2 separate regions of the Homo sapiens genome follow, and region 2 is linked to region 1. A link is a contact called in ENCODE Hi-C or POLR2A ChIA-PET data. All regions are on one chromosome and are shown on one strand. Each heading gives the region's core, a stretch centred on a gene start or an enhancer-like site at or near the end of the contact. The rest is flanking DNA. Distances are from core to core; before and after follow the strand shown. Region 1 overlaps LINC02452 (long intergenic non-protein coding RNA 2452). Region 2 overlaps ELK3 (ETS transcription factor ELK3).

Region 1 (7,592 bases), core at 3,225-5,724:
AACAATCTGTTTCGCCCAAATAATCAGTTAATTCTAAGTTGAAACTTCCTATCAGGATTGCTTCCTTTTCTCTAAAGCATGCTTTCCCTGCCCATCCTCCTCAATACAGGGTCCGGCTGCAGGGAGGGGTGGGTCAGAGGCCCTCAGGGTGTTGGGCAGGGCCCAGGGGGGCTATCATGGGATAAGACCCCCTCATGGGAGCCACCATTGCATCTACACCTGGGCTGTGTGGGGGCAGCTCTGCCCTCCAGCCCTTGGCCACATCTGGGCTTGCCGTGGCATCATCCCCTGCCCGCCAGCTCACGAGCCTGCATTCTCAGCTGTCTTGGGAGTATGTCTTGGGGAACTTCGATGTTCCCTACAGGCTACACACAGGTCAAGAGGAAACGGGGAGCAATCACAGGCTCCTTTCCCTGAAAACACGCCCAACACCACCATTTCGCCCCTGCTGTGGCTGCCCTCACAGTTCATGGATGCCATGCTAGACAATTTCCTCTGAGTTCCAAGCAGAAAGCAAAGCTCTGCCTTCTCTGAGCCAGCTTCCTCTCCACCACCTGGGCCATTCAACATCCCTGCTCTAACGTTTGCTCATGGCAAAGGGGCCTGAATGCAAAGACACTCTTCTTACTCCCACTTCGTCCTCCTCCCTTTTCTCCCACCCTTCCTGGCTGGTGGGAATGACTCTGTGGCATGGTCTCCGTTGACTCACACTATAGTGTAGGCAGTGTGAAGCTGTGCGGTAGGTTTGCCTCTTGCAGGTAAAGGCAAACCACTGCCCTCCCTGCCACCTACCACTTTTTCTTCATCCACTCCCCGACCAAACCTGCCTTTTAAGATTATTGTCTCATGGATATATCAATTATAGAGATGGGGGGGGGGGGTCTCGCTTTTTTGCCCAGGTTGGTCTCGAACCCCTGGCCTCAAGCTATCCTCCTGCCTTGGCCTCCCAAAACTCTGGGATTACTGCAGGTGTGAGCCACCATACCCAGCCTGTCTTATGGATTTAAAAATTGAGTGTGACCCTCAAAGCTGAGCAATGACCTCTTTCTTCTGCCTGGCATCCACCCATTCTATATCGACTCATCTACTAGGCAGGGGCTACATGGTTGTCAGGAAACAAAGACCATCTTTGCTTAATGTTTAAAAAAAAACTTCCCATGAAGTAATTTGTCTGATTCTTTGCACAAATTCTAGCTGTACATCTCTTTTGCTCAACACCATATACTTTGTGACTAACCCAGGTAGTACTGAGCATCTGGGGCTGCAGGCACATGCCATGACACCAGGCTAATTATTTTATTTTTTGTAGAGACAGGGTCTCTCTTTGTTGCCCAGGCTGGTCTCAAACTCCTGGCCTCAAGCAATTCTCCCAAAGTGCTAGGATCACAGGCGTAATCCACTGCACCCAGCCTCTTTCAATTTCAGTATGAATAAATGTTCATTATTTGATAGACTTCATTTTGGAACAGAAATAATATCTAGATAATGGTGAAAAAAGTAGATGTTACTATTTTGGATCAAAAATAAGATACATGGCCAGGCGTGGTGGCCCACGCCTGTAATTCCAACACTTGAAAGGCCAAGGTGGGCAGATCACCCGAGATCAGGAGTTCAAGACTAGCCTGGTCAACATAGGGAAACCCCGTCTCTACTAAAATACAAAAATCAGCCAGGTGTGGTGTCACATGCCTGTAATCCCAGCTACTGGGGAGGCTGAGGCAGGAGAATCACTTGAACCTGGAGGTGTAGGTTGCAGTGAGGCGAGATGGTGTCATTGCACTCCAGCCTGGGCGACAGAACGAGACTCCATCTCAAAAAACAAAGAAACAAACAAAATATATGAATATAAAACAATATAAGAGTCTTTTTCTAAGTGACTTATAAATTGGCTTTGAGGATTAGCCCACACAAGGATTTGGGACAAGGAGTTCTAAAATGTTTTCTGTAGGGGTGTCATGGGAAAAGGAGCAGGTCTTCCAAGGGGACCAGTTAGATGGTGATGGCCGGTATCTGAATGCAAAGTTTCCAGTAAATGAGTTTTAAAGACAATAATGTTGGTTTATAGTAATATTTTATACAATATTGGACTTTTACAGGAAACTATTTGTAATCATAGTGAATTTCATTTAATAACCTAATAACTTGATTGTTTGGTACTCATGTAGAAATTGTAGGTCTTACATGATTTGGGGCTGTTGGAATCCAAGATTTTCTTCCCAATTGTTATAAGCTTTCTCCAATAGTTACTTTAAATTTGCCCATTATTGCTTTCTCTTCTCACTGTTTTCCTTTAACCTGATACTTGCTGACAATTCACCAGAGAGGTGAGCCCCTTGCATACTTCTAGACTTCCTGTACATGTTTTATCAGAGCAATAATGATGACTGTTCACCCTCATTACGGGTAAAATAAGTTAAGACAGGCTCAGGCCTAGGTTAATATGCTTCTAACTTTGACTCTAAATGAAACCTGTGTTTAGGAAGAGGGTAGCTGAGGAATCACATGTCCATAGGGGCCAGGCAGGTAACCTAAATGTATGAAGAGAGCTGGCTGTAAGAAAAGCAACAGGTGAGAAGCCCTACCATCAAAGTGGAAGCTTGGAACTGAGTCATCTGCTGGGCTATTTTAGAGACCCCCTGCTCAGAGGCCTGCTGGTCTTGGAGTGTGGCAGGCCTGATTCCACAGGTGGAGGCCACAGCCCTACTGGGTCCTGTGAGAAACAGAGCTTGGAGAGCCAGGGGAGTCCCTCTCCTGGTTCATCATCCTTAGCAGGACTCCCTGGCTCGCTCAAGCTCCATCTGATGCTCAGCCTTGGATTAGAAGGGCCCTTGCTGCCTCCTTTTCATGGGAGTTGAGAACCTCCTGAAGCCCATGCAGGACTTTGGGCTCAGGTCAGCTTGGGACTCAGGCTTATTTTTCTGGAAATGTAGCAGACTCTAAAATGCTGGCTTCCAGAGATCAAGGACTTGTATATTACTGTATTCAGGACTGAGCCAGCTGGCAAGCTGTAGTGGTTACTAAAATATCAAAATGCACCAAGTGACTCAAGGGTTAACACCTGACACAGGAGCAAAGGGCCTCCAGCACAGGCCCAGCAATATCTCCAAAGTCCTCCTGAAACCCTGAAAAACAAAACTGGTGAGTTAGGGTGAAAGCCTTCCTGTTACATGTGTTGAAAATCACCCCTGATTGTTCTTCAAATGTAACTCAGTGCCTGGCACCTTCTATAAATGAATGAACACATGAATGAATGAATGCATTAATGAATGAATGAATGAATGAATGTAGGGCTGGAGGGCAACAGCTGTTCAATACGTGTGTGTTGCATGAATGAGTCTTCATCTGCTGTTTTCTGAAAATGCAGGCATTCCTTACACACAGCAGAGCTCTCTGAATCCATCTTAAATAGCATTTTACACTGGTTTGAGAACTCAAGGTCACCCTCTTACTTGTACCTGGGCTTTTATATAATACGCTTTAATCACCTGCCTGGCAGCTGTCAGGAAAGCTTTCTGTTGTAACATATCCAGGGAAAAAGTCATATTTTGCTTTACATACTTAAGTGAAAAATTGGTCCCTGGCTGAACATAATGGAAGTCATTCGTTCTGGAAAAAGCAATTCAGAAAAAGATATCCCCTAAAAATCTAGCACAGTCCACTCAGAACTCCATCCTCTGATGGGCTGGGGAAGATCCTTAGACTTATGAGCTATTTTGAGGGGGGTAGGGGGTACTTTAATTTCCCATAAGGGCAAGTGTCTAGGAAATCTGTCTACTAACTGTAACTGTTTGCTCCTGAAATGTGTGATTGGCCCCATCTGAGAGGTGACGGATGCTCCTTTTAGTGCCTGGCAGTCCCCATTACAGCGAGTGTGGAAGTGACTTCTGTGATCCCTAGCCAATGTGAAGCCTTTCAGTCAGGAAGAAGAGTGGAGAGAAACTTCTTACATTTCAAAGTTTGCCCTTGAGAAGGCCTTTTCCCTCACGCCCCTCTTCCCAAAACCAGGGAATCTGATAACATTTTTCTATAATTTTTTTTTTGTCACCTATCTATGTAACCAGAGGCAGAAAGGAACGACTTGGTTTAAAACACAAGGCCGAGGCATAAGGTGGCGTGAGTCCCCAAAGCTGCTCCCTGGTTTCATCTAGGCCCTCTTCTTTCAGATTTAGTGATGGAATTCTCCCTGTTAGAGCCGTGGTTTTCATAACCCTAAAACCAGAGCTGTGCGGCCTCAGGGTGGGCAGCCGAGATTCCTGTGGCAGCTTCTTCTGAGCCCTGGGGGGTGGGAGGACAGACGGCAAGCGGGGTGGAAAGGGACAACTCCAGCCCTCACTAGTTACTTGGGGGTGGAGTGAGGATACATTTCTTGTGTCCCTTATGGTTGAGTTTCTCAAAGCTCATCTCTGGCTGAAACCAGGGAGCCGAACCAAACCCCTGCCTCGTGGGAAGCAATGATGTAGCCACTTTCAGCTTTTGTTCAAATGCTCCTGAAAGGGAGCCGCCCTATCACACACGGAACTTCAGGAAAGCTCATGCCCTCCCCAGAAATGACAAATGGAAAAGACAGAACAGTCTCCGGCCAGGCCAGGATACAGTCTCTGGAAAGAGATTGTTTTTGTCTCCATTGCCATAGAAAACACATCCTTTTAACTTAATAAGTAGGGAAACAGCATAATCACACGCGCTGGAGGTTACCAAGGTGAACAGAATCCAAGATTAAAATCTGCCAGTCCAGGGGTGCATGGAAGCATGGGAGGCCCAAAGAGGAAATCTAGTTTGCTGTTGGTAAATTTTTTTGGATGCTGTTTATGTTTGAACTTTTCTCTGTTTTCCTGTAGAAACTTCCGTACCCTCTTCCTGTGTCCCTACAAAAGCCTGGACAATGCAGTCCCAGCCCTGCTGCAGAACATGGGCAGGCCCCACCTTCCTCCTTCCTGCAGGGATATCCTTTCCTATAGAAGAGGTAAGAATGTAAGGTTCATGTGAAAATGTGATTATATTCCTTATCTCAGTCATTTCATGATTTGCTGTTTGGCGACAATAAGTCAGCCTGGCCACATTCACAATAGAGGTGGCCCCGGTTCCTAGTTTTGGCTCGTGCTGTTTTCTCAGCTGAAGAGGGCAACCGGCTGTTAAAAACGCTGCCTGTTTTCCAGGATCTTATCAGGAGTTCATGTCTAAGGCCAGAAAGAGAAGGGAGGGCTCCATTTTTTTTCCTCTCTCCTCATTGTTTCCAACTGAATTGGCAGGAAATAGGAGTCCTCCACCTGTCCCTCTCGGGAGCAAAATTGATTCGATTCCATTTTTCAGATGTATCCGCTACCACCAGAAATTGGGGACATTTCCGCTCACCCCAAAATGAATGCGTTCCTGGATTGACACAAATGACATCTTTCAGAATTGCAAATTAATCACATTTAAATGGGGATGTTTGGGACGGGGGATTGGTGTCAATTGCCCCACAGAATCTCAGGTTTGCTTTCTCTTCTCATTCACCCTTTTGTGAAGTGCCTTTTAGGGCTGTGGGGCTTGACTGACTCCAACAAGTTTGTGTGAATGTGGTGTGTGTGTGTGTGTGTAGTGTGTGTGAATGTGGTGTGTGTGTGTGTGAATGTGGTGTGTGTGTGTTTAGTGTGTGTGAATGCGGTGCATGTGTGTAGTGTGTGTGGATGTGCTGTGTGTGTGTAGTGTGTGTGAATGTGGTGTGTGTGTGTAGTGTGTGTGAATGTGGTGTGTGTGTGTAGTGTGTGTGAATGCGGTGTGTGTAGTGTGTGTGAATGTGGTGTGTGTGTAGTGTGTGTGAATGTGGTGTGTGTGTGTGTAGTGTGTGTGAATGTGGTGTGTGTGTGAATGTGGTGTGTGTGTGTGGTGTGTGTGAATGCGGTGTGTGTGTGTAGTGTGTGTGAATGTGGTGTGTGTGTGTGTGTGTGTAGTGTGTGTGAATGTGGTGTGTGTTTGTGTGTAGTGTGTGTAGTTTGCATGTACCATCAATGGCGTGGACACTCAGAGAACTGAAATCCTTCGCTCAGGGTCTCACATAAATCAAAACAGTTCCCTTTCACAGCTGCCTTAGAGCATATGTTTCAGGCAGGGTAATACAGGATCCAGACAGAAGCTAAGTCCATTTCTCAAGACTCATAGTGGGCTTGTGGTTGACCTAGTATTTTCCACTTAACCCAGTTCAGCCAATTCAGCCAATTTGAACAAAAATCAGGGTCTGTCTAGATGCTTTATTTCATCTAAAAACAACCCCAGATGATTCTATTTTGAGGGGATCAATCATTTTACTACCTAGAGAAAAAGCTTAAACATAGGAATTACATAAACCACAGTATTCCATAAACAGAAGGACCTTCCTACTCAATGTCAACACTTCGTGTTGGAGCTTAGACTCAGAAACTGGGCAGTTGCTAGATGGAGCCCTGAAACAATCCATTTCCAACTACCCTCAAGAGCACAAGAAGCAGAAACAGCATTTTGATTCCACCCTAGTGGGGTCCTGGTTTTCCCAGGTCACATTATCCTCAATCCAGGGTCCTGACTAAGACCAAAGAGGTCATGCTCCTGCCCCATCTTGTTTAGGAACTCCAGCTCCTCACACCCACTGCAACCATGGTGGCTGCCTGTGGTTCTTGTGTTGTGTGAGGATATTTGCAGGCAGGACAAAATGTTCCAGACTCCTTCCTCCCTGTGGGTCCTAGGGGACCCATGAGGTATCTGTGCTCCCAGAGCTCCCTGCTTCTTGACCCCCTGGGCTGTATTTGATGGGAGCCACCCGCCTCTGCCCCACTCATGCTCATCCTTGGGTACCCAACTGATGTTCTAAATATGGATGTCAATAGACGGGCCAAAAGCCACGTAGATAGAAAGAGTGTTTCCACGCAAGTGAGACAACCAACTTAAAATCAGCCTCTCAGAAATGAGATCTGTGGGAGAAAAATATTTTAACCTCCTTGTATTGTATGAACCAATGCTTTCCTTCAACCCCAATGTTTCCTTTCTCTCCTTGGTGCTTGCCCAGGTCCCTGTGCCCTTTGAAGCAGTTGGGCTCTTCTGCACTGACTGCCTCAGAGAAAGGATGTTACAGTGGAAAACAGAACCGGGAAAAGACTTCCTGACTTTGGAGTTTCAAAAGCTTAGTTCATTAGAGAAATGGAAAAGACTCAGAAAGGATTAAACACTGGGCAGAAGTATTGTGAGTGAGAACCAAATTCCTTACTAGTCCTACCACCTGAGCTTCAAGGATTGTGGATATCCAGTGGGGAGGAGAACTGATGGGGACTGGGGCGAGAAGGTCAGATCTGAAGAAACTCCAGGGGCATGAGCAGACCCAGCATCCATGGACAACGCAGTATCCACTCACATGAGCCTGTGCACCACCGGTGCATCGGGGCTGCACTGGTTGTCTTGTCCTTTGGCATCCAGTGAGGACTTCCTAGGAGGGCTGTTGGCATTTTCCTCACTGACCATTTAGCAGGAATAACAACTGTCTTTGCCTCCAAACCTGGCTATGTTGCAGTTAAGAAGACTGATTCCATGCGGTCAACCTAATATGCAATATCTCATGGTGCTTGTAAGCCCCCAAGAAGGAG
Region 2 (7,592 bases), core at 3,136-5,635, 46 kb before region 1:
CCACACAGGCACTGAAATCCAGGGAGACTCTTCAGCCACATGGCGACTGTGGTTTATAAGGTGACTTGGAGTATGCTTCTGTTTTGTAGTCTATCATCAAATATGAAAGCACAAAAAATCGTAAATGCTTGCAGAAAACTCAGATGCTAGGGCACTGATTCTCCGACTCCAGCTTAACAAACACTGGTTTAAATGCTGACCCTGAGGCCTCCAAGCTGTGTGACCTCAGCAAAGAGGGTCCCTGGGGCTCTCTCCTTCCCTGGGGTACATTCGGCTCCCATCTATGTGGTTTCTCTGGAGCAGGAAGGAGAGTCAAGTACATGAGAGCTGTTGGGTCAGATAGCGAAGAAAGAAAGATGTTCTAAATGACAAGCCAAGGGACAATGATGACAACACCGCTCATAGCCGCTGCAGATGGGGCCCTACAGGAGGGCATTCACGGGCTGGTCAGGGCAAAAGACACAGAGTAGAGAGGCCGAGAGTAAAACGCTTGACCTCTGGCACAGAGGGGAGGGACATTTTTGCAGACTCTGAGTGATTATTTTCTGCCCTTATTCTGTTTTCAGCTTTTTGCACTTAAAGAATGCAGTTATGAAAACAGTTTTGAGGCTAGGCGTGATAGCTCACGCCTGTAATCCTGGCACTTTGGGAGGCCGAGGTGGGTGGATCGCTTGAGCCCAGGAATTCGAGACCAGCCTGGGCAAGAGTAAGACCCCATCTCTACAAAAAATACAAAAATTAGCTGTGTCTGGTGGTCCGCGCCTGTCCACCCAGCTACTCAAGAGGCTGGGGTGAGAGGATCGCCTAAGCCTGGGAAGTAGAGGCTGCAGTGAGCTGTGATTGCACCACTGCACTCCAGCCTGGGTGACAGAGCGAGACCATCTCTCTTTAAAAAAAAAAAAAAAAAAAAAGGTTTTATGTCCCTCTTTAGTCTTTCCCATGTTTTTATTTAACTTTGATTCATTCTTTAATCCGACGGAGCCTCAAAAAGAAAGATGCTATTGACAGAAATATTGATCATTCTCATTACGCTGTGCCCGCCTCCGCCTACGTGAGAGCTGTCAGGTCACATGACACGATCCCAGCTTCAGGTGTCCCAGCTGCCTCCTGCCTCTGTCACCGAAAAGCTACTGGCCTCTTCTTGGAAGCTGACCTCCTTCCTGTCGGCCACAAGGTGGCGCCCGACGTCTTAATGTGAGCAAGGGCCGCACAGACCCCTTATGCAAAGTATGAGGTTTTTGCCTCCATTCTTAGAAGTCGAAATGCCCACTTATTTGTTCTTCTTTCTACTGATGGCAACCTAGCACTTCCCTTTGCATGTTCCTTGTTTCATTTTTACTGAGGTGGGAGTTGAGGGGGCAGAATTAGCTTTGATTTTCTTAAGCTTCTATGTGGTGGGAAATAAGAAACGAGGCAACTTAAAAAAAAAAAAAAGGCAATGAGAGCCCAAGAAAAGGAGAAAAACTTCTGGGTAAGGAATAAACAAAATAGGTGCTCATGAGGTACCCATGTCTTTTTTCGTTTGTTAAATTTTGCATGGTTAGAGAAATGAAGATGGATTTGAACACTTCTTACTGAAAATTCTGCTGAGTTCAACTCCTCTGCCAGTATCTGCTATGCATTTCCATGTCATGATACTATCATTGTCTAAGACAAAGGGTAGTAGCCATTTCATTATAGAAAATGAACCCTGTACCTCAGTCAAAGAACTGGAAGACAACATTTTATATTATTAGGGATCTGCAATAACTCAGCACAGAGTAAGTGTAAGGTATTAAGTAAATAAGGATAATATTTGAAAAAAAAACTTATACAAGTTCTGAAGTTTTTTATTATTTCTGTGAGTTGGAAGACTATTAAATTTATTTTCAAAGGACATTTAAATTATTTTGATCATTATCACTGTGTATAAAAAAGGCATGAGGCCAACTTCATGTCTCCCAAGCTTTTCATTTATTAACAAGTATTTGCATTCTGTGAATATCTACAAATTGTTCATTTTAAAAAAGGTAAACAAAAGTAGGTATTGCTCACCTATTTACTTACTCTTTACAGTCTGCAATGGTTTTTGCTGTTTTTTTTTTTGTTTGTTTGTTTTGTTTTGTTTTTTGAGACAGAGTCTTGCTCTGTCGCCCAGGCTGGAGCACAGTGGTGTGATCTCGGTTCACTGCAAGCTCCGCCTCCCAGGTTCAAGTGATTCTCGTGCCTCAGCCTCCCGAGTAGCTGGGACTACAGGCGCACACCACTGCCTCCGGCTCATTTTTGTATTTTTAGTAGAGACAGGGTTTCAGCATGTTCGCCAGGGTGGTCTCAAACTCCTGACCTCAGGTGATCCACCCACCTCGGCCTCCCAAAGTGCTGGGATTATAAGCGTGAGCCACCGTGTCTGGCCCAGTCTGCAATGTTTTTTAAATAACTCTTCCATCTTGGGAAAGAGAAAGGTTGCTGGGATTACATGCCTGTACATGTTATATCTAGCACAATGTAATATCTAGCACAATGCAAGGATTACTGGGTTTTTAATGAACGGATTACATGTCTGTAATCCCAGCACTTTGGGAGACCGAGGAGGGAGGACAGTTTGTGCCTAGGAGTTCAAGACCAGCCTGGGCAACACGAGACCCCCATCCCCACAAAAAACACAAAAGTTAGCTGGATGTGGTGACACATACCTGTAGTCCCAGCTACTTGGGGAGCTGAGGCAGGAGGATCACTTAAGCCCAGGAGTTTGAGGCTGCAGTGAGCTGTGATCACATCACTGCACCCCAGCCTGGGCAACAGAGCATGAACCTGTCTCAAAAACAAAACAAAAAAAAAGAGAGATTTTTCAGAGGAAATCACTGACAACCACTGAAATAACAACATATGCAATTTACTGTGTGTAGGAACACCCCTCTTTCCTTCTGGAACTATGCTGTCTCTGGCTAAATTAGAAGTAACTCAATTGGTTTGTCAGTGACTTTTATATGGGTGAGTAGTAAATGATGGCTTCGTTAACACTGGCTGAGAAAATGTCTTACAACCATTCGACTTTTTCCCACAGAATTCACCGCACCCCACCCTAATAACCACCATACAACCCAGCCCTATGTTATCCTACATTTTCAGAGCGGGCCCACAGTAAGACAGAAAAGGGCCTATTTCCATCCAAGGCTGCCTCGTGTGGGTACCTCTTGATCCCTAACAGTCCAAAACTTTTTAAGATTCCTGGGATAGAGTTTGTTCTTTCTGGGCTTAGAGAAGAAGAGGTGGTCAATCTGCAGGGTAAAGAAATAACTGATTGTCCCAGAAGCACACCCTATTTCTCTGTAGCACAAAGCAGCAAGGCAATTTAAATGAGATGGTGTGTGGAAAAAGCATGGCACTGCGCCAAAGGCTTATATATGTTTTAAACCTTCAACAAGGTTTCTATGCCCCCTTCGTATATGCCTTATATGAAGCCTTCCACAACACATAAACAGCTATTTATTTTTAGCCATCATTTCACTTGCATTACCCAGCACTTCCAACACAGCCCCTGACAAACAATAGGTACTCAATTAAAAGGTGTGTAATGAATCACAATTTCTTTGGCTCTCGATTTCTCTAAGATGGGTATTGTAAGATCTGACTTCACAGACTCTTCCAAAATGAGCTAAAGAGCCTAGAAAAAATAATTTTATTTTGCTTCCCCCTCCCCCGCGAGAAAGATGAACTCACTCCCTTCTCCAGTGTGATCTTCTTTGAGTCCTGTATCCCGCCACGTGGCTCACCGGTAGCCACACAGAGTGTGCACTATGCAGTCTTCAACACACACACATCTTCATTTAATCTCTTCTTTGAAAACATCAGACAAAAATTTTATTGGGTGGTTAAAGGAATATAAGCCTCCTAGATCAAAGCAGCCAACTGGTCACCCGGCCTTCCCAAATTGAGGCTGCCGTTCATTAGAGCTGCTTGGTTAACCACATCCACCTCCCCCCTATAACAACATCCCCAGGAAACAGATTTAGAAGTCCTGGGAATTGCAGGGAAAATCTTTTCAGGTAACCTTCTGTATTAAAACAGCAGACCATGTCTTGAAAGATGAGTGGGGCTATAAAAAACAGAGGTTCCTACAACCTGAGGCAGTCCCTAGGCCCCCTCAGAGTCTCACATGGAAGGACAAGCTCTGCTGACAATGCTTTTTCTTTAAACAGATGGGCTGTTCCTTCCCAGACATTTTTGGACTAAAACCTGAACATTCACTTTCTTTGCAATTGTTTTTGTTGCCTGTGTTGTTTGCATTCTCTTAATTCTAGCTTGAAGCACGTCCCGCAGTTCTCATACTTGGTAACATTCAGCTTCCTCTTCTTCTGCAGGTTGCAGGCAGGAAACTGGAAAATGGGCCACAGGAAACCTGGCCTCCTACATCTGTCCCACTTTGTCACTGCAGCTCTGGTTTCATTTTGTCTTGTGTTTTAGCTCTGTTTTAACCTTCAGTACTGCAGCCCAACTCTGCCTTCTGAAACAACACTGAGGTTCTTATCGCCCAAGAAAACTCAGAATTTTTGTTCCTCCCCAAAGTAATTAACATTGTGAATTCAACAGGGAAAAAATACTAAGCAGATTCTCCTAAACAGTAGTCATTTGGATCAGAAAAATGATTCATTAGATGTAATAAAGCTATTAATAAATCCACAATGAAAATTAAAGACTGTTTCATAATACTGGACACAGAAAAGTTTTTATTTTGTATTTCCTGTGATTAAGGTCAATGGAAAAGCACAAGTTATTTTAGGTAAATATGGTTACTAGTGGTCCAAGGCTGCCTGATGAATTTTAACTTGCTAGGCTTTGATAAATAACGTACAAAAATAAGCTACAATCATATTTCATTATAAATATCACATTGTGATATATTTCAAATTGTTTCATAATATCACAACTATTAAGTTGAACTGTAAGAAATTATTCTTTTTAGAGATCAAAACTAGTTAAATACCAGCAATCTCATATATTCAACCTAAAATATATTCACATACATAAAACTGATACACACACACACACACACACACACACACACACACACACAAACACACAATGACATCCCCAGGGCAGTTTCCTCTTCACATATTTGGTCCATGGACCTTTCTGACAATCTAAAATTCTCTAGGAAAAATATACAGCTATACAAAATACACATAATTTCACCAGGATTTATAAAACTCTAAAAATAACTTATAAATTTCAAATTAAGAGCACTGTTCTAAGAAAACGTTAGCTATTAATATATCCTCCACCACCAGCAATGCTGAGATCCCATGGAATTCTGAAGAACAGCGCCCATACCTAAAGAAATCCATTACTTTATTAAATAGGAGCTTTTCTTTTTAGTGCAATTAAATTTGATGACCACTTACTATGTACCAGGAATTGTGCTGAGTGCTTTATACATGCTGTCTAAATTTAATACTCTCAGTTGGCTGTGCCCACGAGGAACTATGACTTCGAAAGGTGAAATAAGACACTCATGGCCACATGGGTAAAATGGGCCAACAGAGCCTCATATCCAGGGGCATCTGGCTCCAAAGTCCAGGTTCTTAATCAACGCGCATATGCCCCCAGTAGAGGCTTCTTTTCTCATATGCACACTTCACTGCTGCTAAGGGAAACGTCTCATTGTAATGCGTGGGAAATACATTCCTACTAGGAATCAAATCAGGACATTTCCTTGTTCATTTCTGGTGTTGCCTCATCTGTGTCTCCAGCTGCTCCAGTTGGGTTGTTTCAAGAAAGAATCTTTGAATCCACCCCATCCACCATTTTGTTAACCAGTGCCCTCCTTTCAAAGATCTGTATCGTGGTTTAAATAGGTTCAAGGTTCACCCAACACTAAATAAGCAAGGGTGGTTCTCGATACAAGTGGGCCGTTGAGAAGCTGCGTGTTCTGGAAGTCGGTGCCCCTGGACCTCCCACTCGGGGTGTGTGTGTGTGTGTGTGTGTGTGTGTGTGTGCGTGCGCCCGCGCGCAGGGCGGTGGAACAGGATGAAAGTCAGAGGAAACAGAAGTGAGCTAGCCTAGCCCAAGAGGGGCCCCAAACATGCATGCACCTCACATCACGAAACGAATCATGAGAAGCACTTCAAGTGTGAATAGGGACAGGCTGGAATCCCAGGGAAACCGTGCATGACAGGATCTGGCAAGGTCCCTAGTACCCAGCAGTGCCTCCAAAACTTTCCTTTAAAAAGAAACACCTCTAGGGAAGCCTGTTTCAGGTTCTAAGAAAGCAGTGTTTAGGATTTCATGGAGGACCACAACATGCCCCGAAAAAAACAGGCTGTTCCGCAGTCAGTGAAACTTACTAGGATCTTACAAACTGTCTTTCAGTTTGAGCTTTAAATTAATGAGCTCTCAAATCCCCAGTGGGCATCTGGCCCCCCGACCCTCATACTACTTTTGATTCTTATGTTTCAGAGGCCTTTGCTTGAATGGAAAATCTTTTCCCCAAATTTTTGTACTATTAATATCAATACAATTCAATCCTGTGTACAACAGAAAAAAAGTTGGGGGAGGTCAAGATAAACAAATCCTCATTGCAGCCAAAACCTTAAAAAGTTGTGTGATCTTCTGTGCCTTGGTCAAATGTAGGAAAAAAAAAAAAAAGGAGAAAAAGTCGTGTGAGCTACAGCAGGGATGTTAACTTCTGTATTTCAACCTTCTCCTCTGTAGAAGGGGTAAAGTCAGTCTTATCCTTTACATACTATCAAACTAAAAGACTTCTTGAAAGTATTTGAAAGTAAAAATATGTAATCCTTTTGATCAGTACACTGTATAAATGATCTTTATAATAAGGATGGAACAATGTCTTCAGCTTTAAAGACAGCCTTGACAGAAGTATTTTCTTAAATCTATGGTTGTCAATGTAAGAAAATGTTTATTTACTTACTTTAAGATGGTGTTACAAAAATCAAAATAAAGGAAATCTTACAGACCACTTCCACTAGAATGAAACCCTAATCTTTCTGATAAACTTGAAAGATTTTCTGTGCTAAAGAAGAAGCTGATGAAAGTCGAAAGTATTTACCCAGTGCAATGAGAACCTTTTTGCATGGATACAAAATGATGGCGGTTTTTCCACATCCAGAAACTGAAACATTTCCTGCCAGAGCATCCTCCAACTCTTCTATTGTGTTGAAACTGTAAAATCTTTCTAAATCAGGACTTCCTCCTATTATGCTTTAGAGGCGTCTTTCTGGGAAGGGTAGATCCAAGGCAAAAGGTAGGAATTCCTGCAGCACCACCCAGTGGAAACATTACAAAAAAAAAAGCAAGATAAAATATGTTTAATAAAAGAAAATCTCATGTGTTAGCTCCTCTCTCAAACTCTTTTTGCATCGATGGCATCCTGCAATCTGTTGTGCTTACAAATGGCCTTTAACATCACGTCTGCCCTGTCTCTGTTTTGCACGTGTGCACACACGCTGCACCACGGCAGGGTCAGGAAGGATGGTGCAACCCTGGGGAGGAAGGGGTCCCAGGTGGGGTCAGGTGTGGGCTGTGACATCACCCCTTCCTCTCAGAAGGATCCCCAAGGGATCCTGGGGACCGGGAAGTCTGCACAGCTGTGCTGG

Evidence for each region. A loop is a pair of places that touch in the nucleus more often than their neighbours do. ChIA-PET counts read pairs that join two places held with the same protein, here RNA polymerase II (POLR2A). Pooled maps may share reads with other maps.
Region 2: a loop to region 1 is called in a map of endothelial cell of umbilical vein, with 7 times the contacts of the local background. The contact joins two enhancer-like sites. A Hi-C loop is called at or near these places in 13 of 168 maps with a recorded cell type or tissue (CD14-positive monocyte, CD4-positive, alpha-beta T cell, Right ventricle myocardium inferior and 5 more) and 18 of 50 pooled maps. POLR2A ChIA-PET finds 5 or more read pairs at or near these places in 15 of 52 experiments (CD4-positive, alpha-beta T cell, CD4-positive, alpha-beta memory T cell, GM12878 and 10 more).

Annotation. Positions count from the first base shown.
Region 1 is chr12:96,162,678-96,170,269 of GRCh38, reverse strand. LINC02452 (long intergenic non-protein coding RNA 2452) reads left to right here. Exons shown (of 3, transcript XR_945239.3): 2 at 4,839-4,963; 3 at 7,022-7,592. Among named protein-coding and RNA genes, the nearest start is that of LINC02452, 6.0 kb to the left of the region's middle. RefSeq lists a silencer at 3,685-3,979. Within about 2 kb of position 4,474, at least 4 of the 41 ENCODE cell types and tissues checked have a DNase peak (open chromatin) inside an H3K27ac peak, as active enhancers do; they include endothelial cell of umbilical vein, where a contact is called at or near this core.
Region 2 is chr12:96,208,949-96,216,540 of GRCh38, reverse strand. The region is part of intron 1 of ELK3 (ETS transcription factor ELK3); the gene reads right to left. Among named protein-coding and RNA genes, the nearest start is that of ELK3, 18 kb to the right of the region's middle. RefSeq lists an enhancer at 5,917-6,439. Within about 2 kb of position 4,385, at least 5 of the 41 ENCODE cell types and tissues checked have a DNase peak (open chromatin) inside an H3K27ac peak, as active enhancers do; they include endothelial cell of umbilical vein, where a contact is called at or near this core.